5 separate regions of the Mus musculus genome follow, and all the other regions are linked to region 5. Evidence: chromatin loops called from intact Hi-C (ENCODE). Cell type or tissue: heart. All regions are shown on one strand. Links, peaks and the distances in the headings refer to the core of each region. The heading gives the core; the rest is flanking DNA.

Region 1 (6,002 bases), core at 715-5,714, 150 kb before region 5:
CATTGCTATCCTTTTACATTTTTGTTTGTTTTGACTTTTGCGATACTTCTCCACATTCTATTCTGGGCTCCTGTAATCCCTTTGCCACACTGCCACAAGAAAGAGCTTTGTAAAATGAAATCGGATTATTCCCTTTCCTGTTTTTTTTAAAGCCTGCCATGGCTTCCTGCAGGACATGCAATAACCTTAAATTGACTTTCCTGGCCTTTGAGGCTTTTTATTCTCAAACCCATGCCTACTTCACAGTTTTACATCTTGGACCCCTACAGTGGCCTTCCTGTTGCCCCTTACTGAGACTACTCTCAAGCCTGCACCTGTAGTGCACCTCTGCTCCTGATGCCCCATGGTACTCAGCCTTTTAAGTCATCCATCCCTATCTTGTCATTTTCTGAATCTCACGGGTCTCTTAATAATTATATAATCAAAATTTATTTCTGTGGATTTGCTTGGTGATTTACTAACTACTTATCTCCTTCTCTTTGGGTGTGGACACAGTTCTGTCCTCCAACACTGGGTCACCAGGGTCCGCCAAGTACAAACATTAGCAGCATCACTCTGTGTCTCTTAGCTGACATACATAACCAGAAGTACTGACATTAAGATCAAACTACGAAGAAAGCAGTCCCCAGTGAGACACAGCCGTGAGACAGCTAACTCTCACGTCGGCTTTCTTGCTACGGAGCGGAACATCTCAGATGTCCATGAGAGGGCTGCATCTGTTAACTTTATCATTCGCACCAGTGAGATGGTTCCGTGGGTAAAGGTGCTCGCTGCCAAGTCTCAGGAACTGAGTTCCATCCCAAGAACTCATTTGGTGATATGAGAGAAAACTGACTTCAGTAAGGTGCCCTGTGACTGGCACATTATGATGTCCCCCACATCTTTTCCCTTCCCCTTCTTACTTACACACACCCTAATGTTTTTAATTTTATTTTTTATTTAATTCTGATGGATAGATTCCAACCATATTACTTGACATCTTTATATTGACTATCAGGCTCAGGTATTTCAGAAATACAAGGGACCAATAACTGTTTACTTTAACATATGATTACAAGTAGAGTCTACTTCATGTGGAAAGAGCTGGAAAAATTAGCTTAGACCTCTGTGAAAGTTTATTCTTTCCCTTGCTAGAGCCTTGTAATTTAGGAATAAAGGGGATGACACTAACCACAGAAACACTGGCCTGTGTGGCAGTTTGAATGAGATGTCCCCAATAGTCCTGGGCATTTGGATACTGGGCTCCTTGGTTGATGGTGCTGTTTGGGAGATTTAAGCCCTACTAGAGGAAGTACATCACTGGAGGTAAGCATTGAAAAGTTTAAAGACTTCTGACCCTTTCAGATAGCTCTCTGCTTGTGCTTTTGGCTTAAGAAGTGAGCTCCTAGTTTGTTTCTCTAGCAGCCAGTGCTTTTCTGTGGTCAAGCTACCCTGCCTTGACAGTCTCCTGTTCCTCTGAGGTGTTAAGCCCAAATAAAGGTTTCTGTCTGTAAGCTGACTAAGCTACGACATTTTATCAGAATAACAGAAAGGTAACTAGCATAGCCTATAAAGTTTGATTAAAAATATCAAATGTTAATTCATTCTTTTAGAAATGAACATTTAGGAAAAAATGTAAAAGACATTCTTTTTTCTGTTCTTTACATGAAAACTAGAACTCCTGCCAGATATAAAAAAGTAGCAAGAGTGGATTCATAAGGGCAACTCAGAGAATTCAGATCCACGTTTAGCTCAGGTCCTGAGAATTCTGGAAGTGACCAGAGCACAGTCTCCCTTCTTCTTACATGAAAATGCAGGGCTTTGCTGGGCTTTCCTAAAGACCGCCTTGTTCTCCCTTCCTTATGGTGTGCTTCTTTTGCATAACACTTTTCTGTAGCTTCCATTTCAGCATTATTACATGGATATGTATTTTTTTTTTCTGTTCCTAAGTCCATAAAATCTTAGTCCTTGTCTTGATTATCATTCAGGCTACCCAGGTCCCCATTTGCTCCAATAATCCGTGTCCAGCGTTTGGAGTCACATGATGTCCAGAGTGGCCCCTTCTGGGGTAGGAATGAGATTTATTTTCCATGAGTTAACATGGGGCAGGAAGGGCATTTGCTTATGAGTCATTAAGTAAATAAAAGCATTTAAATCTAAGACACATACTTCTGTCTCCTACTGATTTTTCTTTAACTCAGCCATCTTTCCACCTTCATTTATTGAGGCACAATATGCATAGACTAGTGACGATTCCTGTGAACTTTGAATAATATGTTGTTGTGCTGTCATTACAGGTGATCAAGACAGAAAATTCGTAACTAAACATTTTTTCAAAGTCACATATTTTATATATCCCTCCTTGCACTTTTAAGACAGAAGCCAACACTTTAGTACAATATATTTAGTATATTATTACCTTAAACAAAGAACAACAGCAACAACAAAATCTGGGCTGGCAAGATGGCTCAGCCAGGAAAGGTGCTTGCCACTAAGCACCGTGAACTGACTTCTATATCTCTAACCCTGGGCAACATGGTAGAAGAAAAGAATTGACTGCCACATATACATGTCCTTTGCCCTCCACATATATGCACTAGGCCACATTTAGTCACATGTAAGCATCTAGATAAAGAAATAAAATTGTTAGAAATAAGAACCCGAGGCAGGTGGATTTCTGAGTTCGAGGCCAGCCTGGTCTACAAAGTGAGTTCCAGGACAGTCAGGGCTATACAGAGAAACCCTGTCTCGAAAAAACAAAACAAAACAAAAAACAAAAGAAAGAAAGAAAAAAGAAAGAAAGAAAGAAAGAAAGAAAGAAAGAGAAAGAGAAAGAAAGAGAGAAAGACAGAAAGAAAGAGAGAAAGAGAGAAAGACAGACAGAAAGAAAGAAAGAAAGGAAGAAAGAAAGAAAGAAAGAAAGAAAGAAAGAAAGAAAGAAAGAAAGACCTTCCCTTAAATAGTAGCATGAATCTTATATACATGGGTGATTATAAGAAACTAGATGATATTTCTTCTCCCCATTGCCTGGTCACATGATCATTTAAGTAACAGGCACGGACTTCATGAAACAGGTAATGTGTGAAAGAGCAGTGATGCCCAGGAATCACAGCGATTTCGCTTACCTGCTACCCAGGTAAAATGTCGCTTTTACTGTATTTACAGTATACACAGTAGGCAGTGTTAGAAGCTCAGACAGTCTCTGAATCCAGCCCCTACTGCTTGACAAATATGTGCTATTCCATGGCACTCTGCCAGTGGAAATGCCCGGGTGATAATCAGAGGTCACAGCTTTATTTAACACAGTCACACACACCGAATGGGAGGAGACAGACTGTCCTCCCGTGACTGTTCAGCAGCCCTCTGGAGTCCAATCTTGCCTTTAAAAGGTGGGGCTCACCAAGTGGCTTAAAACAGGTCTCATCTTTCATCAAGGGCTTCTAATTTTAAATTGCTGCATGCTAAATTTTCTCTGAACTGTCACCTTGAAGCTCCACCCACTTCGTTCGGATGAACCACTGGTTTTTGATGAGAATTTCCCAGGGCTGTGACTTCCCTGTGTACACTCTGATATGCAGCCTGCACAGGATGCACAGCAATGAGAACGGAATCATCAGCCGAATAAAAGCCTCCATTATCAAGTTTTGGTAGGTTTCATGTAAGAAATTAATCTAAAATATTCTAATATAACTGATACTGCTCTCGGTGATAAAAATAATTCCCTTAGAGAAATTAAAATCAGAATAAATAATTTCCTGGAATAACAAGCAAGAATTCTTCTTTAATGCTACTGTGAAATGCCCTGTAGTGGCATTATGATGAGACAAAACCCACAATAGGTGACATCACACTCATTTACATCTATAAAGGAAACTCATCTCCTTTACAGAGTAGGATTCTCCTGATAACTTTTCCCGGATCCAACATTCTCTAGGAACACTGCCAGCAGGAAAACCCAACCTATTAGCTGCTGTTGAAAGCACTCATGGTTTGAAATGGGACCACTTGGGGATAAAGAATGCAATTTTCGTTTTTATTACTACCGTTAAATGCATATAAAACAAGGGCACAGACAAAATGCACTGACAAAAGCAGGTATCTAACTTGTTTCTTGGTATTTATGTTACCTGGACATGTCCTTTATTCCTACCACGTGCTAATACACGTGGACTAAAGATGGGCATGACAGACTGAGTTAGGGGACTCACACAGGGCGACTGTGTAAGTTGGAGGTCTGGAGAGGACAGAGGACAGATGTTCCTGGGCTTCTTCCCGGGTCCTGATGATCAGGGCAGAAAATCCTGTATAGGCATGTGCTTTTATAACAAGCCTCCTAATTCTGATGAAGCAGCGAAAGGGTGAGTAAGCAAAGAGCCTACTTATTCTCATCTAATGAAAGCAAATCTTGACTGTCACTGTTGCTCCATCCATAGAAATGCATGCATACTTCAAGACCAGTCATGAGCACTGTGGTTTATTAGGTACTAGTTAGGAAGGTGTTTTTCATCCTCTAGACTCCCTGATCTCTTTCAGCTTACCCCCAGTTGCTTCATCATACACAATTGCATCCGCTCCCACCCCTTCTTCTCTGAAACAGTATGATAGGAAAGAAGTCGATACAATTCAAAACTGTGTTTGTTTCCATAGAACTCAGAATTTTTAAACTACAGTAACACTTATCAAGTGCTATTCTCCCTCAAATACTTCTTTGGCAAAGTTTACACCAACAGAGCTATTTAATTCTTCTGGACAATGTGTGATATTGTTATTTTGGTCAAAACAATCAACAAAATTAAGGTTCCAAGAAGCAAAGCAGACTGCTCAAAATTGGAGTAGAAGTAATCGGCAGAAGGGCAGGTCAAACCTACACACTTGATTTCAGGGCTCTGCCTCCTGCTTTACAGCCACAGCACTGGTTCCATATGAATAACAACTGAAGTGGAAAAAGCCACATTAGCATACACAAACAGAATCAAACAAAAGCTGATAGTTACCCCAGACCATACCAGGGGAGGCCTCCTCATATCCTTCCTATTCTATGCTGGGCTGATTTCCCCCTCTAATGTTTCCTCTCTAGTCTCCTAGTTTCTCTTTCTTGCTTTTGCTTCTGGTTTAACTAAGGATTTGTAGCCAAAGGGACTATGTGTGGCTTATGGAGGAAAGCAAGAGGTTCCTTGACAGGATTTTGGCCATCTCAGAGAAACACACAACATGGGGGATGGGGGTGGAGGAGCTTTCTCTCCTAGGGGAAGCAGTGATGGCTCAGTCGCTAATTCCAGAGCCTGCTGAGGCTGGACTCATAGGTGAGTCACTCTCTCTCTCCTTGTCCAAGCAGGACTCAGCAGATGCTGTCCTTGCTCATCGCCTCACTTTGGCCAATGATACAGCTCCAGACTGTACCAGTTATTTTGAACAACTCCCAGTTAAATCTGATGTGTTCATTTACTAATCACCTGACAGTTTTCCATTCCAAGGCAAAATAAAATAAATTAAATAGTTTGCTTGTTCGTTATCTATGGATTAACACCAAGCACTGTTTGAATTTAAAAACTCAAAAATTGAGTAATACATAGGCAATAATAAAAAGATTATATTTTGTTATAATTAAACATGTTACTTAAGGCTTGAAGATGCACTTCTAGAGTGATCTTTTTCCCCATAAACATCACTCTTTGTTCCACTCAAGCCTTTTGCATATTCATTTGTATATACACACAAAGAACCTTTACATTTACAAACATATATATATTATGGGATGCATGTATATAAATCATATATAGACTTTGCATATGATAAAACATACCCTGTTATTAATAGAATTCATAGATGTTATATAATTTCATAATGTTTTTAATATTGCTGTATGCATCTATGGTGGTTTGAATAGTAATGTTCCCTCCCAATAGGCTCATATACTTGAATGTTTGGTCATTTGAATGTTTGTTGGTGCTACTTGAGAGGAATTAGGGGTGTGGCCTTGTTGGAGTAGGCGTGGCCTTGTTGGAGGAAGTGTGTCACTGGAG
Region 2 (6,002 bases), core at 368-5,367, 550 kb after region 5:
TGATATGCCTTTCCTGTCACTATTACAAAGCCTAATAATGATACCGGGGCACTAGCCCATCCTATTAAGATTTCCTGAAGATCATTATGAAAATGTACTCTTATGTAATAATGCTGTATAAACGAATTGATGATTTCACAACTCTTGATAATGATTTCATAGAATGCTTAAAATAACACAAATAATCCCAAGCCCCCTATAGAATAAAGTTGCAAATAAAGCTCAGAAAACCTTCATACGTGATGGGCTAATTGTACTAAGAGAAAAAAGTAAGCTTGAAACAAATTTGTGATCAAGGTAAAACATTCGTTCTAGGTCAAGTCCAATGTCACAGATCAAATATTCAACCAGATCAAAAGGAAAACTTCTCCAAACTGAAGAAAGACATACTCACAGAGACAGAAGAAGGAAAAAAGACCATGGCAGACAAAACCAGAAGTTCTCCATGGCCTATCATAGTTAAAACACTACACAATATAGAACAAAAAGAATTGAAGCAGCAAAAGTCAAAACCTTAAGTCACAACATATAAAGGAAAGCGTATCAGAATAAATAATAGCTGATTTCTCAGTGGAAACTTTGAAAGCCAGGAGTTTGTGTTATAGAAAGTATTCCGTATTTTAGAACATGGGATATCTAAACTCTGGACTTCTCTGGGCCACATACACAAAGAAAAATCATCTTGGGTAATGCAGTAAAAATGAAATTTATCACTTGAGACCAACTGGCCGATTGATACACTGAATACATTCTCTCCATCCCTTCCATTTTGGCTAGGGTATTGATTTACTTTTTATAAGAATAGGTACATATTACTTGCAAGATTTTGGATTTTTCTCATGATGCTATAGTTCGCACCACTGCATTAGAATTTATACGACCTAAGATCCTTTGAAAGTCAATATCTAAAGCTTAATCACAGTAAGTAAATAAATATGCCTTTAAGAACAAAGTGTGGAAGTAAGATTGCTCCACAAATGTCATTCATTCTCAGTGACCCAACTGAATTTCTTTTTCTCATCCCTGCCACTCTGAGATCCCATCCCTCTAAAGGGAAAGATTGTCACTAAGAAACACATCACAATCTTTGTTAACCCTTATAAACAATCATTTCTCAAGTTCTCCGTGTTGCTTCTATATGTGAACAGAGAGTGAGAAGTAAAGTTATCACATTATCAGGTTTGTCTGTCTCTTTTCTTCTGGACAACATAGCACAAGGAGACAGGTAGGAGCGTATATCATGTTCTGATAATCACTTGGTCACCTCTTGGTAGACTACCATGTTCCACTGCTGTACAAAATACCACCTACTATATAATTTCTAAGCATGAGAAATTTGTTTTACACAGTCGTAGAAGATGGGAAGTCAAACATGAAGGGATCAGAGCTTCAGAGTCCAGTGGGGCCCACTCACTCCTTCCACAGTCATGCCTCTTACTATGTTATACATGATAGAACGTGGAAGACACAAGTAGGCTCAATCCATTTCCCATAGACTCAGTTCAGTTCCATCTCAGTGTCTCAACATATATCTAAAAGAATGCCTATGTACTATAGCTTACACATTGTTGGTTTGGGTGTTCAATAGAAAGGGGTAGTGACCATTTTCTGGGAAGGTGTTGGTCACCAGACCTTGATGGCTAGAATCTTCACATATAATGTTACAGGTTACAGACCAGGAATGAAGAAGTCATGCTCTCAGGTTTGTGAAGATGGTCAGTATGTTTCCTATTGTCAACTACTATCAGGTTCAAGAAACCACAACACTCAACTTCACCCTTCTTCATCACTTATCCAATATTTAATCACATGAGAATATAGAAGCTCATTTTCCTTTCCCTACTTTAAGACAATAGCAAAAACTATAGTGCATGGACAACAAGACCACCTGAAGCTACTGAAGTTTCTTGTCATTCCTTCTGTCTCATCCTAATTCCTGAAACTCCCTTTTTTCACTCATTGACTTCATGGCACATCTTATCTTGCATTTGTCCCTAATACTCTACCTGGAAATGTAAAGTGTCCCATTATTGTAGAATGTATTCTTCAAGGTACTTACTGATCTGGCACTACTTCAGATGTTCTGGGAAGATGCTGTATTCTACCAGATGCGATTTTTCTTTACAAATCCTGAGAAATTCTGGATTCTAGAAATGTTGAGAGCCAAAGATTTTATATAGATTGATGCCCTTTATTTACAAAACAAACTAAACAGACTTGCTAAGAATAAGGCTATGGCTGTTGCCTAAAACCACCACTTCTTTCCCTTATGCATTCACTCTTCCTTGAAATGCTTAGTCTTCCTCTAACCTATGATTGACCCACACATCCTGCCCAGGATTTACTCTTTAAGAAAACTGGCCCTTCTGTTCATGATATTTGCATACACATCTTAAAGGTATGATCTCTGTCCTTAATGTTTTTACTAATTCTGATTTGTTAGAATAGATTTACCATGCAAGGTGAAGATTTGAGTTTAGATTCCCAGGATCCTCATGACAAGCTCAGTGTGGCAGTGTATACTGTAATCCATCAAGACAAGTCACTCGCTGGGCCTTGCTAGCCAGCCAGACTAGCACAAGAGGCTAGCTTCTGATCCAGCGAGAAATCCTGTCTCAAATAATAAGAACAACTGTTGAAAGCTCCAAGATAGACTTCTTCTGCCTACAGGCACGAACATACATTTCATTTGTATCAGCACCCACCTGAACACTCACACCCTAACTAAAGAAAAATAAAGCAACTATCCTGTACTATTAGCATAAGGCAATCTTAAATTTTCTCACGTCATGCTATAGCAATTGCTCAGAGGAGGAAGACAGTGGGCAATGGAACAAACAGTGACTAGGATAATGTATTTTTGCCTACATGTCTCCCAAGGACTGCTCCTGAGAAAATCAAGTGGGTTTTAAAGTTATCTGGCATTATGGCTCCATCAAGTGGCAAAGTCGACAAGAAACTTTGGTAAATTTCTTAGTTCGAAAAATGCCTTGTTTAGTTTTTATGCTGCAGTTTTTCTCGGGGTCAAATCAAGTTCTAGACTGCTGCCAAATTTCTCCTTATGTGTGAGCCTCCCCTGAGTTCTTTTCAATTTGGTAATTCTGAGCATTTCATCTATGAACAGATACTATAGATTTTTGTGGGTGGACATGGGAGAAATCCTATTGTTTACACTTGGATTCTTTGAATACCTGTAAGCTTCCATTTGCCAGTGGATGTGTTATGGCTGGGCTTCAGATCCTTAATGACCTGTAGCCAGAGGCATCAACCCCATGGCATCTGGCTTTCCCCGGGTGGTTGCTCATATGAAGCGTTTGGTATGCACACGGCATTACTCAGAGCAACAGACTGAGGCAGAAAGGCTAAGAGAGGAAGCACAAAATGCAGGTCTGTTTTTTTCTGAACTTAATTCCCAAAGGAACATTGCTTCACTTTCCCTGATCTTAGCATCCGTTAGATAATAGCCACTTTGGACAGCCCACTCGGGAGGCTGGATCCTCAGAGTTGTCTTGAAGTTATTCCACAGGTTCCCTTTCTGAAAGGAGTACACCACTATTAGCCCAAGACAATCTGAAATTAATTTACCTTAAAATTGTTTACTCTAAAAATAATAATCTTACTGCAAACAATACAGTTCAGTATGTTCAAGGTAGCATCCGGATGCTACCTACATATATACATCAATTATTAATTCTACAGGCTTTAAAATCTCTTATTAGTTAGAAGTATTGTTGTTTCTATTTTTTTTTAATCTTTGAGAGTTTCCTATATGTAAACAGTGTTTTTGATCATATTCTCTCCCTATCATTCCCCTGTAACTTCCCTGTTTCCTCTTCATGTTCTTTTTCCAACTTAATACACTCTTTTTACAATCCATTTAGTTCATTAATTGCTACTTATGTGACCATAGGTTTAGGGCCATCCACTGAAGTATGGACAACTGGCTATACATATTAAATAAAGTTAAAAATTTAAAATACCATCATGTATTTGACCCACTAATGGACTATTCAGATGATTTAGCTACTCCCATATACATGTGTGGGCAGAACCTTAGATATTAATAATTATAGTAACACCATAGTTTAGAATATCTATATAAGATTTTCTTTATAAAAGTATGAAAAGAGTTGTGAGCTAGCTTATTTTTATCAAAAATAATAATTCCCAGTACATAGACTCCAATCTTGAAAAATATTTTAAGCTATATTTATTAAAATTTGGTTAAACATTTGAATTCCTTTAGCATCAATAGTGCAGATTAACTTTTAAAATATGCAAAGAGTAAACATTGTTGAAACATACTATGAAATAAATCATTAAAAAATAAATAGTACATTCACGTTTTCAGATAATACCATTGCAATAAGAGTGATTTTGCTTTGATCTATAACCAGAAGAGGGCATTAAGTGACTGTCCTAAGAAGAAAACCATTTGTGGAGAGACTGTTTTCCCAGACTAATGTATTACAGCATACAAGAACTACATGCTGAAATATCCTAAAATGTATCAGATGAGAGTCTGCTTTAAGACTGCAGTTTTCTTCCGAACTGAGAATCTCATGAGTGAATGGTTTAGTGTTACAAATAGCACTTTATCTGATTACAACCAAGGGTTTAAGACAGAAGGTACTTTATTGTCAAAATTCAGTGTCCTAAGAGAATCCTAGGACTTTCTTCTAGAATTATTATGAACAAAGTTGGAACTATAAAGTGGCTTTTACCAAGGTTGAGTTCTCCTCCATTGTCCCCTCTGAGACCAGCCTTTCTCTCTTCTCAGCCTTTCTTATGTCACAGGAGGGATGCAAAAAGGGAGATGGTTGCTGCTTAGTGACGTATTAAAGACACTGCAACTTAAAAATTTTTAAACGATGATCTCATTTTACAACTATTTGTATGTAGATGTGCTCTCCTGGGAACAGTAAACGGTGTTCACATATCTGATGGTGTCCATGGTAACCAGAAGAGGGTGTCATATTCTCCTGGAGCTGGAGCTATAGGCAGTTGTGACCCACCTGACTTGAATGTGAAAACCAAACTCTTCTGAAGTAGCAGGTGCTCTTTCTTAAACACAGCCATCTCTCCAGCCACAGAACATGAACATTTTTATCTCAAATGATGTTTCTGAAAAATGTTTTCTCCTTTTCCAAACAGAATCTAAATGATTCCCACAAGTAACTCTTCTCTCTCTCTCTCTCTCTCTCTCTCTCTCTCTCTCTCTCTCTCTCTCACACACACACACACACACACACACACACACACACACACACACACACTACACACTATCATGCACATACATACACCATAAAAGACTGAAAATTTGAGGGAGGGAGGGAGGGACAAAAAAAAGACTGAAACTTTAAAAAGATTTAAACTTTAAAAAAGCAGACTGCCACTAGAAAAAAATAGGTAGAAATAAATAAAACAGAATATGGTATGCAGATATTAACTGTGCATGGTGACAAGCACCTGTAATCCCAGAACCCAAGGGCAGAAGCAGGTGGGTGGCTGTGATATAGTCTCAAAGGAGTAGGAGGGGGAAACAAAACAGAGCAATAAAATGTTTGTGACAAAAAAGTGAGACCAGCTGTCAAGAGGGTTCCACAGGTAAACACTCTTGTCACAAAGCCTGAAAACCTGATTGCTGAGACCCACTCGGTGGAATGAAATAATACCTCTGTAAATATTCCTTTGAGCCCTACACATGCTCCATGACATACACACATGCATAGTGTGAACACACACACACACACACACACACACACATACATGAATATTTTTTTTTAATGAAAGACTTTTGCAGAATTAAAAAGAACATCAGGGTAGGATGGAAGAGGGCTACGTGGAAGGTAAGAACAAACTATGATGATGTATGAAATGTCACAATGACACATTATGTTTTAAAATTCAGATAGGGGAGCAAAATACCATATCTAAAGGTTTAAAACAGAAGAGTAATTTATTGTCAAAATTCCCAGGGTTCTAAGAGAATCCAAGTAATA
Region 3 (6,002 bases), core at 298-5,297, 140 kb before region 5:
ACAGTAGCTTTTTTCTTAAATATAATTTGTTAAGATCTGATTCTCTACCTTCTCATTTAACAATATATAGTAAACTGCATATTTCATAATATAAAAATCAATGATCAACGGAGGATCATAACACAATGGAGAGTGTTTGTGAATATGTGTGTGTGTGTGTGTGTGTGTGTGTGTGTGTGTATGTGTGTGTGTATGTGTGCTGGGGATAGAATTCAGGACACTGTGCAGATTAAGCAAGTGTTCTACCACTGCAACATGCATCCTAGACCAATAAATCTACATCACATAAATTTTACATGACCACACACAATAATGGAACAGAAGAAAACTTATGATTTTCCTTTATAAGTCTATTGAGAGCACTATTTAATTAGCTTTTATTAACTATATAAAAGAATAGATTTCATTGTGGCACTTTCATACATGTACTTTACCTCAAACACACAATTTGAACACATTCACCTGTCATTTCCTGGTCTGGTTCCATTCCTCACTTTCTGAACGTTTTATGTTTCAAGGCTCAGTGAAAGTCCTAAATAATACTACCTTATTAATTTAGAATTCAAAACTTATAAAATTCAAAAACATGTATGAAAAATCAAATTAGCATTTCTCTTTCAGGTATCCTTTGAAAGAAATGAAATATCTTAAAATGACTGAAAGACTCTTACCAATTGACACATTAAACTTTAAGAACACAAACACATATCATACAGACCAACAATAGACACCCCCCATTCCCCCTCCCCTCTCTCTCTCTCTCTCTCTCTCTCTCACACACACACACACACACACACACACACACCACAGTTACTGCATGGCTACAGAAACTGGGATTAATTTAGGAAGTGGACAAGAAGATGGACACACAAGCATATGAAAGAACTGAAGACATGAATACCATCTTATACTAAAATTGTATTATTCGTCAAGCACTCACCACCCAGATATTTATAAACCAACAGGAACCACTTTTCTTCTTTTAAATAGTTTGGTTCTATCTTTGGAATGAAATAAACTAAGAAGGGTATTATTTGTCTAGGGTTTGGCTAGAGGGCTCAAAAAGAATAACTCTGTAAGTCAGATGCTGGGCATATCAGCACCTAACAGAAATGACACACCACAAGAATGCATGTGATGTCAGGACGTGTGCCAATCATCTGCTAATACATACGGTATCATATGAGGCACTCTTTGTAAGTTTTTCTCATTTCTTCTGACTTATTTGAAACGTCAGGTCACTCGTCCAGGAAAGCCTCGCTGAACGCTTCGTGTGCTTTGGTGCTCTCTACAGAGCCTTTCCAGAAGTTTGACCGTGAGAAGCCATGTATGTTTCCCCTGGACATGATGTCATCCTCATCCTTCAATGTGATATGTTATTTTATTCACATGCACACAATTCCAAAAGCATCACTGAATATGTAGGAATAAAGTGCTACTGTTCTCGGTTACAAAGTCATTAAGGAGTTGGTCGAAGCTCTGTGAGAGATAAAATGTTTTTTTTCTCTAATCAGAGTTCTGTAACTACTTTAAGAAGAGAATGTTTTCAAGAGTTCTCAACAAAAGAATTAGTGTCTCTGCATCTATCTTTGTTTCTTTTGCCTTTTCTTGGTCTCTTTCCCTTCTGTCTGTTTTGACCTATTCTGATTTCTTTGTTTTTTAAAGCTTATTATATTTTATTTTATGATTATCCCTTAGAGTCTGTTTTTTTTTTTTTCTAATGAGAGGCAGAATGGGGGTAAATCCAGATGGGAGTAAAGTTGTGTGTTTTGGGTGGGGGGCATAACTAGTCAATGTTGTATTAAAATATATTTTCAATAAAAGAAAAAAAGAAAATTTAGCTCCAATGAATCATTGCACCTACTTTTTAACTACTAAAACCTGTTCTGCTTGCCTTCCTTTAATATTTTGACCCCATAATCTAGAAACTTACATCAGACTACCCTCCCTGGAAGGTAGAATTTCTTCCTCTACATATACTGCGTTATTACCCTGAATTGCATTTTTTTTTAAAGTCAGAATCAAACTTTAGTGCAAGAAGTGATTAATCTGGCATGATCATAGGGAACTGGTTGCAGCCTGCCTTTCTTTTAGTCTCAAACACTTACTGGTGCCCTCTCTATCTACTTTCAAACTTCCGGGTTTATCCACCATGAGCAAACCATTTCCAGAATCTTCCAGTCTTGTTCGGACCTTTCCACATGCTGCCTATGTTAGCATCCGTGCCACCAGGTGCTGCCTCTGCCTTCATCTTGCATGAGGCTCACACGACCTCTAGTCTCTTCTGGTTAGCAGCAAACGCCTCTTAGGCAGGGGCTGTGTCTTATTCACCTGTTTTATCTCTAGTATCTAGCAAAATGCTTCCCATGCAATTAGCACTCAATCAGGATCCACTGAATGAATGGATCATAATAGCAATTCTATCTGTGGAGAATGTCTAAAGCAGCAAGTATGGGTGAGGAGTGGGGGGGGAGGGGGGAGTCTAACCATGAGCCAAGAGCAGAACCTGCCAAGCTTGAGTGGCTCAAGAAGTGAGAAGTAGGCAGGGATCAGGTGGGAGCTGGGCTTCCTGCCACAGAGTCCAGGCTGGAAGATGAAATGGATGACCACATAGCAGAAAATATCCCACACTGAAGAAGCTGTCTGCTAAACTTAGTCCAACATCTTTGAAATTGTAACTTTTCCAAATTCTCTACATAGCAGCATATCACAGACGGTCCTCGGACACTGTACCCTGTACCCCCAAATGTCAATGGCCCATGATAGCAACTCCAGCCTGTTTGCAAATCGAAACTTCAGATTAAGGAGTGGCACTGAAGTTATTTAATACAAGGGAATTAGTAGCCAGACATGGGCTCATATTTAATTAAGTTTTTGAGAAGAGTGTGCTATCAAAATTTTAACAAAAATGAATAAAGTTCTTTAATGAAACAGGACATCGAATTCCAGTGTGGATGTGTTTTAAAATATGATTAGTTTCAGTCATTGGCTTGGAAATCAAAAGGACCTAATTTTTTTTTTTAAGTTTTCATCTTTAATGAAATGACGTTGGAAATAACATATATTTCCATGACACCAGTACTGCAGTCTTCAGAGTCACAGCAAGATATGTAGAATTACATCTGTAATTACTATGGATGCCAACATTTCAGTCAGTAATTTCTGTTACATGGCAAATAAGAACAAGAACGCAATGAAAAATACGTAGGCCAGGCTTCTATATCCTATGATATGCTGCAAAAATTCAAACTCCTGGTCTCGATTTCTTATCTCTGGCTAATGAATAACTATGTCTCCCTTTAATTTTTAAATCAAAACAATTTTATAAGTGTTGAAGAAATTATTAAATAGATTTAGCTAAGTAGAACAACACTGTGAAATCTACTATGTTGTCTAGCCTTTAAAGACCAACGCTTTGCAGTAACAGGCAAAGAGCTGGACAGGCTGAGGATGACCCTTCATATTCATGCCATGACGGTGAGATTACAGTGTAAACCCGTGCCCTCTGTATGGCAAGTAGGGCACTATAGCACATCATGGTTTAGCAGAGCAGAGGTTGATGGCGATGCCTCCTCAGGTCCAGTGTGTTAAGAAACTGTAAAGTGCAATGAATTAGCAAAGATCATGGCAGACAATCTTAATAGATTAAGATCTTCCTGGGAACATAGTCCTTAGAGTTCCTCATTCCTTGATGAGTTTAACCTTCTCCTTGGTTATTTTTTATTACTATAAACAAAATAATAGAATCTGAGTAACTTTAGAAAGATGTTTATTTAGCTCACAATTGAATAGGTTCAAAGCCCTCTATCTGCTGATGGCCCTCTGGTTCAGAGAGCACAGATGGGACACAAAGTATCTCATGATGAGACTCTTTTGGAAAGTCTCTGTTCTTAAAAAACCTCATTAAATCACACGGTTCCACCCTGACAAACTCATCTAAATGTGAAGTGACACCCAAAGCCCTCAACTCTGTGCCTGGATTAAGTTTCTGTTTTCTTCACACTTCAAAATGTCGATGAAGTTTCAACACATGAACCCACTAGGGACACACAAACCAGAGCAAGGTCCAAGAGCTGTGTCAGGCCATCACAGGGGACACTGGAGGAGAAATCCCACCCTGCCTCTCTGAGCAGGAGAGGAAAGAGCGTGCTGAAACAGGGCAAAGCATTCTGTTGAGCTTGGAACGTTCTGCCCACAGGAGACACTGCTTCAGAAGAACCTGAATTACTGAGGAGTCCCCACAGCTGAAGCAACTGGGACAGGTGAAGATTCCAAACCACCCTGCTCCATTCTCAGCATGGAGAAGATGACAGGGACAAAAGCCGCACACAGCAATGAGATCTAATCACCGGCCACAGAAGCCGCCTCTCATAGCTTTCTCTGAAATTTCTACAGACCTACTTGCCACAGTTCCTTTCACCGGGCACAGATCTTCCTTTCCAGATGATTATAAGGAAACACAAAACCTGAACCACAGGCATGTCGGGAATGTGGGAATTGTTAGGCCAGGCATTAAAGGAAAAAAAAGGAGAAAGGAAGGAGGGAAGGAAGACAGGCAGAAAGAAAAGAACTGTAGTGGAAATGCTGACACTACACAAGGAAAACAAGTGTTTCAAACAGAGCTGGAAATTCCAAGAAGGTTGGAAGGGAATGCCAGGGATCACTGGCCTTGAGAACTCCCCGGGAAGAGAGCCCTATATTGGCTCCTCAAGAGACAGGGCACAGAGGACTTTGTGCTGTGGAGTTTGTGTATATGTCAACTGCAGTTCACAAAGACTGAGGAGAGAAAAATGACAAAGAAAGTCAGAACACAATATCCAGCAAATTTGCTATCAGCCATGAAATGCATAATGGGCCATATTGGAGATAAAAACCGAACCTATCTGGTCTTATTTAGTAAAAAAAAAAAATGTTAACAGGAACCTCCCACCCTTGCCCTGAATAACAACATGGGCTAAGACACTGCTAACCCAGTGTCTCTGTGTGCTCTAAATATGGTCAGCATGACGGTCATGTGGCAAAGCAGCATAGCTCCAGAAATACAGAATTATGTAAGGAGACTGAAGTTGCAGGTAAAAAGCAAAGATACCTTTAAAAAACATTGTGTTCTCCTTTCCTTCAACCACTATGTGCAACACTTTGCGCAAGAGATGCTTAGATCATGCATATTTGTTGAATGAAGAAATGGTCCAAGCACTTGAGTGCATTCACCTCCATGTCAGTGCCTTCTGTTGTCTTCCTGACAGCTCTGACTGGATGAATGGTGGCTCCCATTTTCAGATACTCTGAAAGCTTTTGACAATGTTAAGTCTGCTCTATGTGCTGTTAAAACCCATCCAATTGCTTTCAGAAGTCCGTTTATGCAGTCTGAAAACAATGATACTAACAGATCTTTTATTTCTGATATCACCAATAAATAAAATATCTGACGTTTCTTACTGAGTTACACTGGTACATATTATATAAAAGAGAAGGAGCTTAGAGAGATGGTAATGCAGAATTGCTAGCTGTGGGCATCTCTGAGAGCGAAAACTATTTTCATTATCGACTTTCTCACAAATCCATTCAATTCTCTCTACTTACTTTCCTAAGAAAAATCACAAATATTCAATCCAAGTGTTGTTCTTCTATCTGTGTACCTATATGGCTTACAGTTCCGTGACAGATGTGTATTCTAATATATACATACACAGTGTATCTGTGTAAATGCAACATATGTGTCTCCTGGCAGTTCCTGATGCACATTTGTCACAACGAAGAACAGCAAAATATAACACCCAACACATGTCACTCTGTCATATGGTTTTTAAATTTTTGAGAATTTCATATATGTGTATTGTATTTACATTATTTCTACCCCTCTCTTTTCCTCTCCTATTTCTCCTGTATCCCCATACTCCTTTTCACATTCATGACCTCTTGTTTAATTATTACAACTACACATACATATGTATGTATGTATGTCTGATATACATATATACCCATGCATACAAACTACTAAA
Region 4 (6,002 bases), core at 610-5,609, 230 kb before region 5:
CATTCCCAGTCCTTAGAACAGAGGTTGAGTCATCTCTCTGAAATCATAAGCACGTTATTTCTCTTGAGAGCCCCCTTGTCATTTATATGATACAACACTGTTGGTAACAGGGTAAAGCAGGGGTTTAATGTGTGGGACTTCAGTCATGCTGAGAAATACAATGGCATAGGAAATATAGTAGCCCAGGGTGTGGAAGCGACTCAAGCCTAACTGTCACTACTCACGTGTAAGCCTCAAAGTCCCCATTGTTGATAGCTTCAATCAGTTGCTCAGTGACTTTGATGATCTCCTGTTTTCGTGCTAAAAGTAAAGATAAGAGTCAGGTGAGAACAGAGGCCAAAGGACATATAAGATGCCAGTCAAGACTACAGCTGCTTTGCCTAATGCAGGTATCAGAGGAGGCACCTCTCCTGGAGCAAAATGGTTGATCGTTTTCGCACAGTCTTATTGCTCAAAATGGGAGACCAACACCACCTACCTCTCCTAGGAGCATTTAGAAGCACAGATAACCAGGTACCACCCCAGACCAGGCCATTCAGAATCTGAATTTCAACAGGGCTCTCAGGGTCCTCCAGAAGGCAGGCCTCCATCGCTTTTGCTCACACGCAACAGGCACCCGGAAGTTTGAATTCACCCTAGCTACCCTCATCACTCTGGCTTTGTGAATTTTTTTTTGTTTTGTTTTTTATTAACAAATGTGTTACTGAAAAATTTAGGTTGTAGAAAGTAACAGAGAACAAACACCTAGCTGCAGAGTAAAGATGGTCGACATCAGGTGTTTACTGGCTTCGTATTCCCTGAGTCAACCTGCCTGGCCCTTCCAGAAGGGGGACATTAACAGGATGATATTAGGCCACCTTATTAAGTAAATGGTCTTTAGTAAACTCTTTAAGTTGCAGCAGAAATATATGAATTGGTGCTACAAATGTGGGCAATAAACAGATGGCAACCCCCTTGCAAAACTATTAAACCCAGCAAACATCAAACATAATTAGTGTCTTTTCCTGTCTAAAAATTGGTAAAATTATTAATGGCTGGTCTGGTTCAGATATCACACCTTAATCAACTTTCTTTCCAACTACACCTGCTTCAAGTTTTCTTTCCTCTTCTTAAATACCTGAAGTTCCTGCACTGTCCCCTTGGTATCCCTGACACCTTAGAATAAAGCATGTGGCTTGTTTGACTGCTGTTTAAACTTTGTACATTGTGTCAACCGTGTCCTCCTATTTAAAAAGAAAGTTCTTTGCAAACAAAGAACATGCTATTTCTTTGTGTTGCCTAAGAAATCTTTGTTCAATAAAATGGACGTTAAATAATTTTTTGAGTTTGATCAGTTGAGACGATGGATAACGTTTTCTTAATTTCAGAATGTTGGTTGTTTTAGTCATGAAATATGTCTAAATATTAATGTTATTAGTTTTAAATATAAATTATGTTTAAATATTAAGTTGACTAGGTTTTCAGACAGGGGGTCACAAAGTTACTTGCAATTATTCTGTGCCTCTTGCTCATCATGAAGATGCTAACCTTTGCTTTAATTCCTTATTGATTGCAGGAACCAATTTGCATATTTTAAATGATCTGATCTTCTGGATTTAATGAAAACTTAAAGTTGCATTTACGTTCAAGATCCTGTTTATCTAAATGAAGTCATTTCTTATTAAAAAATAAATCTGGAAAAATAATTTGACTCCATTAAGACTATCTGACATTACCTCATACCAAATATAATAGTCAGGGGCCTCATAAAAGGATTATTAGAGCTGTCTATATAATGGCTACTAACTATGTAAATGTTTATAATGTAAAAGGATCATGCTTATAGTCCACAATAGTTGCATAAATTCTCACTTGTATGAAAGCATAGAACACGGGCTTTCCTAGATCCTCTACACACTTATAATATCTGTTTTTTTCCCATTTAATTGATCCATATGAATAATGTAGCCATCCTCGGGACATACTGATGGAGTGGTAGCAGATGATAATTCCGTAGCAAGGATGCTGCCAATGGCACATTCAATTTAGTTAGGCAACAGGTGATTCATCTACCTGTTCTTGGCAGCGTGAAGCTTTGGTAAAGGTCCATGATAGCCAACCTGATTCTGGATCATGAAGGACAACTGTGAGAAGCTGCTCAGGAGCGAGAGTGTAGGAGATGTGGCTTCCAAGTGAGAGTGTAAAAGATGTGACTTCCAAGTGAGATTATAGGAGATATGACTTCCAAGTGAGAGTATAGGAGATATGACTTCCAAGTGAGAGTATGGGAGATGTGACTTCCAAGTGAGAGTGTAAAAGATGTGACTTCCAAGTGAGAGTGTGGGAGATGTGACTTCCAAGTGAGAGTATGGGCGATGTGACTTCCAAGTGAGAGTGTGGGAGATGTGGCTTCTAAGTGAGAGTGTAGGGGATGTGACTTCCAAGTGAGAGTGTGGGAGATGTGGCTTCTAAGTGAGAGTGTAGGGGATGTGACTTCCAAGTGAGAATGTAGGAAATGTGGCTTCCAAGTGAGAATGTAGGAAATGTGGCTTCCAAGTGAGAATGTAGGAAATGTGGCTTCCAAGTGAGAATGTAGGAGATGTGGCTTCCAAGGCTCCCTCTTCACATGAGACTGTCATTTAAAATTAACAACCTTTTCAGTAAGTTATAGGCTGGCTGGAAAACTATAATTTGAAACCAAAACCAATCTTTTAATACTAATAAGAAATAAGGAGGAAGAAGGAGGAAGATGAAGAGAGGAAGAGGAGGAGGAGGAGAAGGAAGAGAAGGAGGAGAAGGAGGAGAAGGAGGAGGAGATGAAAGCCAAGTGTTGGTTTTGCGACTTCAGTAGGCAGTTTACAGAGTGTGGACACTTCTGGAACAGTTCCCAAGGTCCAGAAAACCTACATCCTGTCCCACTCAGATGATGGAGTCAGGAGCAGCAGTAGAGAGTGGCCATCTTTCACTCAAAACCACGATTGCCCAACTCCTCCTTGCCCACCCCCATCCCCCACAGCTTTCTGATGTTTTGCTACAGTGGCCTTTTAAGTTTGTTTATGCATGCTCAGAGCCACACAGACCATCTTCTATTTTACTTCCCATGCTGTTCGAGCTGGCCAAGCAACACCCAGAGAGGCCTCAAGGAGGATGCTTCTGTGCTGTGTCACCCTGGAGGCAGTGTGAGTCTTGGCTTAGGAAGGGCCTGGAACTCAGGAATTTCTGAAGTGTTCATTTCCCCCAGGCAAAGGCGTGTGAGTGAGTGAGTCAGGGCTGGGCCTGGCACATGACAGCTGACTCTTGGAAGGAAAGCAGAGGGTGGAAATGAATCACTCATGTACAGTGCTCTGAGGTTAGGAGTCGGAGCTGTTGCCACAAGCTCAGCATCTGACTGACCTAGGGTGTGAGGGTGGGGTGACTGCCGCCTCACTCTCCCTCAGCAACAGAGAGCTGTGGAGACAGTCACTGGGCCACAGCCTTGGCTACTTGTTCTCTAGGAAGGAGGTCTGGTCTTTCTGCTCCCTTTTTCTTTAAGATAGTGATGGCTGTGTTTGAGGATTTCCAGCTTGGGAAAAGAGATGGGAGGAAGGCATATGGAAAAGATGACCCACATCCACAATGCACTTTGCATGCCCGCATGCAAACACATTGGTCCTATTTCTCTCCCCACACTCACAGATTCTTTGACATTTTTTTTCTTTTTTTAAATCAATCGAAAGATCAGAAAATGTTCAGCTCCTAGGCCAAAGAAAGTTGACACAAGGAGTAGCCTGGGCCATCTCAAAGCTACTTTCTTTTCTGGTGAGGATAAAGTGAATGCTGGAAAAACAATTGATTGGCAAGCATCAGGTTACTTCAGGGTTCTTTTCTCTGTGCAAGGATTACAGCAGAGCAAATTTCATTATTGTCTGATAAAGAGCCTACAACTTGAAGATACCCTAAAACACCAGAAGCAGAGGTCTGTGAAAAATCAGGCCAGGCCCCTGATCTGGCCCCTCAAAAACCAAACCAAAACACACACACACAAACAAACAAACAAAGAAACAAACAGAACAGCGCTGAATGCGAGGGTCCCCTCCCCCATTGGAACTATAGGGTAAGTCTATGGTCCTTACCGGTCCCCACCTTCTCTGTGCCCCTTAGCAATCAGACTAGGCCAGATTAAATTAGGTGTGGTGGAATTACCTCCCACCAGACTCCAGGAAGGCTCAGAGAAATAAAAAGCTCTCTTGTTTTCCCAGTTTTCTTAGGGTCGCTGAAGTATCCACACCTCTCTTTAGAAGCTCATTTGTGCATTACCTAGAGGTTGTCTCGCCCGCTCTTCCACTTTAAGCTTCTAACTGGGAGTTTTGAAAGGAAGGCCCTTTCTTCTCTAATGCTGCTCTTGTATGATGCACTGTGTCTCCAAACGCTCCCCTAATGATTCTGTCCCCATCCCCCAGAGGTTGAAAGACGGTCCCGTGCGAGAGACTCTGTTCTGCTTTTCAGCTTTGCCTGTTAGGGTCTAGTGTCGGAACACAGTCACCATCACAGGCACTCAGAGATCTGCAGCTCCTTCCTTCCCAACTCTACCTCAAAGCCCATTTTAAAAGCATCACTTGAATATTTCATCCACTTCAAATACAACTCCCTGCATTAAGCTTGTCAAGGTCCATGACTGCCGATGAGAAGAGACAGGTGAGATGACATCTGCACTTCTTACTGTGCACAGAAACTCGTAGATGAACACCCTCTAATCAGGTGATGTCCTGGACAGATTGTAAGGTCTCAAGAGAGAATACAAAGTGCACAGAGCTGCTAGGGAGGGAAATCCCAAGAGGGACCATGAAGGAGACAGAGAAGAGAAGCTTCAAGCAATGCTGTGACTCTCAGAGACAAAGCTTCTTACATGCCCAGAGGGACAAGCCTGCAGTGACTCACTTCCTGGTTTCTCAGGTCTTCCTTCCCTACACAATCTACTGGTTGGAGAGAGTGGCAGTGCCAGTTGTCATTGAGATACTGATCTGCTGCCTCTTCGGATCACTGACACTGAAGAAAGCAGAACTTACAGATTCAATTCTTTCCTGTTCAGTAGTTTGTCATATAGGGCCACCATATTCCTGTTACATACACCTAATTGCTTTTCAATGGATCTTTCTCTACGTGTATAAACAAGAATGAGGCCAAGAACCAGAGAAAATATTGTATCTTATCTACTCCATCAAATTCTGTTGCTTTCATCTGCATGATTTCCACACTGGTCCACTTCTCCTGCATCATTGTGAGTCTAGTACTCTCTCCTGTCCAGGCTCCCTAGCAAGCTTCCTACCTGAGTTCCAGTGAGTAACTCAGATCTTCCCCTTCCTCCTTATAACACATTCAGGTGTTTACATATGCCTCTCTCTTCCGATTACGTTCTCCTTGAAGGCTTCTATGAGCTTTACATTGTTGTTAACATTCAAAAAGAGATTACAAAACATGTCACAGTCTAGATCCCAATCAGGTCTCACCCGACCTACTCAAAGGCTGTTTTAGTTTCATGATGCTCCCAGCAAGTCAAGATGCCCCTGCATCCTCCTATTCTGAGCCTTGGATATGTGCTTTCCTGTCTGAATAAACTTCCCACACTCGTGTTTCTACATGTTTCACAACAAAACAAAAATAAAAACAAAAACAGATCTCAACTGATTCTCCTTTAAAAAGACCTGAATAGCATCAGCAGAAGGGGCAAAGCTTACTGGGCCTTACCTTTAAACAAAGAATTACAAATAACTGAGGAAGACCAAGAGTGAAAGAACAGTCATTTCCATCTCTAGGCAGGAGTTCCCCAAGTGGTTATCTTATAACAAGTGGTCAGCCCTGAAATCATGTACAGAAAAGTAATACTAAATGGACTGAGCAGGTTGAAGATTTTATATATATACATATATGTGTGTATGTACATATATTACATATATACACACATATACATATACACACATGTATATATAATACATATTATATATACATATTATATATACATGTGTGTGTGTGTGTGTGTATGTGTG
Region 5 (6,002 bases), core at 270-5,269:
AGGCACCTTAGTCACTGTAACTCCGGCATTTCAGTATATGGACTTTTGTTTGATTCTAATCACCATCATCACCATCACCATCATCACCATCATCACCATCATCATCATGTGGGCACACTGCTCCCAGTTGTTTTTGTTTTTTGTTTATTTTTTTTTAAACTTATGTCAAGAGCTCTCAGGATGAAGTATCTTTGTGGCTATAAGCTAAAGGTGTAAAATATATTGCATGATCTGATGGAAAGTTTCATGCAGAAAACCCAGAAAAGGCCTAGCCTACACATATCAAAGCCAAGCTAACTTCCTAGATTACAGTAAAAATCTCTTCCTACTTCCCCAAACCACTGAAGTTAAATATACCTCGCTGTATTAAGTTCAGCTGTAACTACAACTGTAACATACATTCAACTGAACCATGACCCATTTTTTTTTTTTGTCTCAGAAGTGAAAGGGGAATTATGACAGTTATGAGACTTGCATTTTTTCCATTTCAAGATCCTTCTGAACAGATTTCAGCAAGGCCCCTCATGACATTTATTTGCTTTGCAACATATTTATCTATACCATTGCTTAGGAGACAGCATTTTAATAACTCGCTGATAACAATTATATTTTTCACCTACTTTTCAAAGGAAACAAAGCAAGAGGCTTTTGGCAAGGAAAAATGGTAATATGTAATATGATACCTAAGTCCAAAATTCAATTATAACTACATGCTATAACTACTTAGAAGACACCAACCATTCACACAACAAATACAACATTAACATATATAAATAAATGTGGTTTAAAATACCCACCCCTAGCAGAAAGCTTTTTGGTGTTGATAATTTTGGCAGCATACTCTTGTCCAGTAGGGATTTTCATACATCTTCTCACCACTGAGAACGCCCCCCTGGAAACCAATAATTAGCAAGTCGTCAGTATAATCAGATCTAGTATCCACTTGCAAACTCACAAATCTGAGCGGTTTCATGAACCTTTAGTGGTCTGTCAAATAGCAACATAATAAAAGCATTATCTAGAAAATAAACAATTCTTTCCTGCCAGCCCAGATCTTTTTTAATGTTGTGGAATGAAAGTCGTTTTTAATTGACTGGAAACACGCAGATTATTAATCAACAAAATAGAAGGTAATGCCAATTATGACCACTCTTTTTTGCACATGAAATTTGAAAACAATTTGTAATTCACACTCACAAAACACCAAATGCTCATAGCAAACCCTGCAAAGGACCGAGCTGGGGAACAGAAGAAAAAAAAAAAAAAACTGTTTATTTCGGTAGGAAACATAATTAACGTGGTTCCAACTAAGTAAATATGGCGATTGTTTTCATTAAAACATAAATCTCGAGCTCACTGGTGTGCTTTAACAGGTTCTGGGGTAAGGTGATTTCTCTCTGCCTGGTTTGGGCTTGGGGGGAGGGGAGAGATTTAAATTAAGCTGCTCTTCCGACATACTCCATGTTTCAACAGCAGATCATCTATAAAGATATCATTTTCATTTGATTTAAAAGTGCTCACACTTCCTTTTATGCAACTGTAAGGAAACCTACAGCACACACACACACACACACACAAATGCATCCCTTCCCTGATAGTGGAAATTAGCGATAGGTTTGGGGTTTGATGCTCGGTAAACCAACACTCCCTCCTGACTGAGTCTCTAGTTGCCCCTGTGCAGATCTTCAGTAGGTACCCTGTCCCTCCTTAACATCTCAAGGAAGTCCTGCCACTTCAGTGGAGGAGGTCGTTTTACACAAGCTAGGCTACCCTGGGGAAACGCTCTCTCGGGCTCTAGGGCTTTCCTCTGCCTGGATAAATAAATCCTCTCAGAGACGATGTACACCTAAATCCTAGAATGATGGTGAGCGACTCATCTTAGTGCAAAGAAGGATAGCGGATACATGGCAGGGACGTGGGTTCTGTTGGGTGGCCCTTTTCCTGAACGGAACAACTACTTGGATGCCGAACCAGACTCTCCACCAAGCCAAGTTGAACTTTCGGCATCGATAAATATGGCACCATCTCAGAGAGCGAGTGTTCTCTCGTTAGCTCATCCGAACCTGGGTCAGATCGCAGATACAGCGCGGGCTGAGCAAGAGACATCTATTTACCAAAAATGTGATAAATGTTGCATTTTACATGCATCTCCTTTCCTCTCCGAACACACATACACACACATTCGCACTCGCGTGCGCGCACACTTCTCAGGATGACAGCTACAACTGCAGAGATCATAAATTCACTAAGTCCCCCGTGGAGAGGTGGAGGACCCGAGAAGATGGGCTGGGAATTCGGAGCACCCGCCACAGTAGGGCAAAGGTTTCCTTCCCTGTGTGCCCCACCCGCACCAAGCCAGGGTCCGTCTCCCCGCCTCGGCCCGCAGGCTCTCTATCCCCACGAGGGAGACGAGGGGTCGTGGGGAGGAGGAGATGCCAGGCAGGGACGCTTACTTTCCGAGCTCCTCAAAGAGCTGATACTCGTCGGTGAACCGGGTGCAGGTGGTGGTCGAAGCCATGGCGGGGTCTGGACAGTGCGACGGGCGACACGCGAACAGACCTGGCTTCCCGGGACTGGCGCCGCCGCGCTGTCACCCGGGGCCGCCCTCACTTTCCGTGTCCGAAAGTAGCTCGCCGGCGAGGGAGTGCGCGCAGGGGCGGGGCGCGCGGGGCGAGGTGGCCAGACCAGCCCGCTCCGCGATCCCTTGTCCTCTCCTCCTCCCGCCGCGGTGGCCGGGCCGAGGGCTCCCGAAGGGGCGGGGGAGAGGTGTCAGGAGGGGTTGCCGCGGTCACCGAGGCCGCACGGAGAGCTCAACGCAGCGCCCGGAGTGGCGGGCGGCAGCGGCCGAGTGAACACCCAGCCGGTCGTTCCAGCGGGCAGAGGAGGCGCTGGTGGCCCGCGCTCCCTCCTCTCCACGGGGCCGCAAGGCTGGGAACCCGCGGGGCGACAGAGTGCGCTCGCTCGGCTCGGGCGAAGCTGGCAGCCGCGGCTCCTCCCCGGCGCCTCCTCCCTCCTCTCCCCGCCCAGCGAAGCCCCCTCCTCGGCGGCCCCACACCTCCCTCTAGCGACTCCAGCCGCGTCCCTTCGGGCTGCTCTCCCGCAGCCGTCTAGGGAGACCGAAGGGAGATGCGCGGAGCAGCAGGGAGCGCGCTTAAGGGGACGGGACTGAGATGTCGCAGTGACCCACGAAGGGCGGAAAGATGAGAGACCACTCGAAGCTCCCACAACCCGGATGCCTCTACCCGGGCGGGATGGCCGCGAGGCCGGGGAAGCCGAGAGAGGGAAGCAACCCTTGCATCTGGGCGCGGTTCGCGTTTACTGCTCCCAGACCCGGGTCCAACGTCCCCCGGCTCGCAGCTACTGCCTGGGGCTGCCAGCCTTGGCCACCTCTGCTGCGCCCGGCTGTCCCTTAGCTAGGGGCAAAGATGGTCAGGGCACCACGTTTCGCTTCAGTTTTTACTGTCACGTCTTCGCCCTTCTCTCCCCTTTTCCCGACTAGGGCGATCCCCATAAGCATTTGCTTGATCATAAACTCTAACATAATGAAACCCAAAAGTGCACCACTCTGCCACACCTTCCTTCCTCTCCAGAGTAACTCCCCTGTAACCTCAGCAAGTTCTGATAGTAAGAAGGCTTCTCGCGAGATGTCCCACGCCAGTGGCGAGGGGGTGGGGCGGTAGGAAGGTTGGCTGTGGGTCACGCGACCCAGAGGGGGCTGACGTCATTAGCGTCACGTGAGCGTGCCTAGCCTGTTTCGCGTTGCCGAGGGAGAAGGGAGAGGGAGGGTGGGAGTTCTTTACCTGCATTCTCAAAGAGCAGGCCAAGTAGGGGCACAGGAGTGTACTCCCTCAGTGGCTATCTGGAAAACCATTTAAGAGTTCAAGAACGTGTGTACAGTTAAGCATATCTGACACTGTTGCTTAAAAATTAGCATGGAGAAAAAAAATTAGCATGTAAGATGGGTTAAGGTGTAAGTGGTGGCTAAGATCATTTCTGAGCCTTCTTTTCACTTCTGAGTCTTTAATAAACGAGGCAATTGCAGATTTAGAGGCCTACGGAAAATAGAGACGCATCATGAACTTTTAAAAAATTTTCTTCAGACTGTTGCTTTTTGTTCTACAGCAGGAAACCATAAAATCCTGCATTTCTATTGCTTATGTGCTCGTGCTTAGAATCACATCGTGCACTTAAAATTTCACAGTGGGAAGATGATAGATAACTTTCAGTTAGGGAGCCTGTACATGCTTTTAGGGCGGCTATAAGTTACTACTTTGCAGGTTCTTTTATTCCCTGTTCTAAAGAATGCTGAGTGGCCTTTGAACTGAAGTACTCAGACGGCCATATAATTTTTAAATGCTTTTTTTTGTTATAGATTTTGCAAATATTACTCATACTTCTAATAGCCCTCTCCCACTCAACACAAGAAAATACTTTTTGAATTTAGTCATCATTCAATGTCTGCATTGTTTTGCCCATGAAAATGTCATTTACTGGCCTGTTTTACTATAATTTTCCCTTCAATTTTACTTACATCATTTGATATTCTGCCCACGCACTAGATTCCTAGTGCTGATTTTTGACGTTGCCAAGCACGTGGGATCAGCACACGTCCCGCTTTGTCTTGTATTGTTCCTACCTGGGGGCCTCTGCTGTTCAGTTGTCATTGTGGGACACCCTTGGAAGCTTATTGAAGTTCCTCTGTGGTTTTTATATAGCTTTGATTCCTTTTTGTTTTTAAAAGCAAATTTTGTTTTTTATGTCCTTAAATTTGAACATTTTTATTTGATTGGAATAGTCTCAGTGTGTCTCTCTTAAATGGCATGGAACTCACTATGCAAACCAGGCTGAGCCTCAAACTGAGAGATCCACCTGCCTCTGCCTCCCCAGCCTGTGACTAAAGGTGTGAAATACCATGCCTGGCTAAATTTGAACATTTTTAATAACAAAACTGAAATGAGCTTGGATCTTAAATCCTGGCAATAAAAGATAAGGATTACTTGGTATAAATGTAGTGACAAAGAAAGGAAGATGAAACTAAAAAGTTAAAAGGAGAAATAGTAGTGTTTAAGTATTAATAACCAAGCCAAAAATTGAAAGGAAGATATAATTTGGCCTTAACTAAACATTTTTAATATGTAGCTTAAATATATGGCTCTCGGTTATAATGGCATAACTTAATATTCTTTTCCAAATCCAAAAGTGAAAACAAAAATAAAATTTTAAAAATGAGCATAATAAATTTTTTACAACTAGGAAGAAAATTGTTTCTTAAATACCAATGCAGTGAAGTCTACATAATTACAGTATTTAACTCAGTTGTTTAAAATAATGGTAACTGTAAATGGTTAGAATAATTTTAAGTATAATAAAAAAGTAACTGCTTTTGATGTATCATTATCAAGTTAGTATTTGTAGACAAGAACTTTGTACAAATAATGTTTAATCTACACATGCTCTGTTGTTTGATCTATATTGTATTCTCATTAAAATGTTTCTTTTATTTAAAGAATTCACAATTATTCCTAAAGTTAGGGCTTCCTTAAGATAATAATCAGATTGATTATTTTTGGTTGTGAGACTAGCCTTTAATGGTTGAACCATCTCTCCAGCCTTAATTATAATTCTCTTAGTTCTATTTCATTATTTTAGGAATACCTGCAAAATAGTTAAATTTTTTAAAAGGCATACTTGTAAACAGAGTGACTAGAATTTAGTGTCAAATGTATTTGCCTTTAGTCAAATGTCCTTATCTGACTATTGCAGTGAACCAAGAGGAATGAAAGAGTAATAAAGAAAGGAGACTCTTAATAGTTATTCAGGAAGGGCTGGAGAGATGGCTCAGCAGTTAAGAGCACTGACTGTTCTTCCAGAGGTCATGAGTTCAATTCCCAGCAACCACATGGTAGCTCACAACCATCTGTAATGGGATCTGATGCCTTCTTCTGGTGTGTCTGAGGACAGCTACAGCATACTCACATAAATAACAAATAAATAAATCTTTT

Evidence for each region. A loop is a pair of places that touch in the nucleus more often than their neighbours do. Peaks named below come from ENCODE experiments on the same cell type or tissue, not always from the same donor. Only the 100,000 strongest peaks of a DNase experiment are listed, where the experiment ranks them.
Region 1: a loop joins it to region 5, with 4 times the contacts of the local background. A loop is called at or near these places in 2 of 42 quality-filtered maps.
Region 2: a loop joins it to region 5, with 2.5 times the contacts of the local background. A loop is called at or near these places in 2 of 42 quality-filtered maps.
Region 3: a loop joins it to region 5, with 2.9 times the contacts of the local background. A loop is called at or near these places in 2 of 42 quality-filtered maps.
Region 4: a loop joins it to region 5, with 2.0 times the contacts of the local background. A loop is called at or near these places in 3 of 42 quality-filtered maps.

What each region holds. Positions count from the first base shown.
Region 1 is chr3:126,743,883-126,749,884 of GRCm38, reverse strand. The region is part of intron 4 of Camk2d (calcium/calmodulin-dependent protein kinase II, delta); the gene reads right to left. Among named protein-coding and RNA genes, the nearest start is that of Gm15551, 78 kb to the right of the region's middle. In heart, for the core only: no CTCF peak of the experiment used is centred there; a DNase peak (open chromatin) is centred at 3,314; H3K27ac peaks cover 3,396 bases.
Region 2 is chr3:126,043,481-126,049,482 of GRCm38, reverse strand. No RefSeq gene overlaps it. Among named protein-coding and RNA genes, the nearest start is that of Gm40146, 60 kb to the left of the region's middle. In heart, for the core only: a CTCF peak has its summit at 2,939 (motif pointing left); no DNase peak of the experiment used is centred there.
Region 3 is chr3:126,733,872-126,739,873 of GRCm38, reverse strand. The region is part of intron 4 of Camk2d (calcium/calmodulin-dependent protein kinase II, delta); the gene reads right to left. Among named protein-coding and RNA genes, the nearest start is that of Gm15551, 68 kb to the right of the region's middle. In heart, for the core only: no CTCF peak of the experiment used is centred there; a DNase peak (open chromatin) is centred at 2,563; H3K27ac peaks cover 777 bases.
Region 4 is chr3:126,828,872-126,834,873 of GRCm38, reverse strand. Camk2d (calcium/calmodulin-dependent protein kinase II, delta) reads right to left here. Exons shown (of 21, transcript NM_001346635.1): 17 at 225-300. Among named protein-coding and RNA genes, the nearest start is that of Gm15551, 160 kb to the right of the region's middle. In heart, for the core only: a CTCF peak has its summit at 3,134; a DNase peak (open chromatin) is centred at 3,223; H3K27ac peaks cover 377 bases.
Region 5 is chr3:126,593,956-126,599,957 of GRCm38, reverse strand. It overlaps Camk2d (calcium/calmodulin-dependent protein kinase II, delta), which reads right to left and starts at 3,007. Exons shown (of 21, transcript NM_001346635.1): 1 at 2,454-3,007; 2 at 798-892. The coding sequence starts at 2,518. In heart, for the core only: CTCF peaks have their summits at 2,848 and 3,063; DNase peaks (open chromatin) are centred at 2,647, 2,777 and 3,667; H3K4me3 peaks cover 3,531 bases; H3K27ac peaks cover 3,036 bases.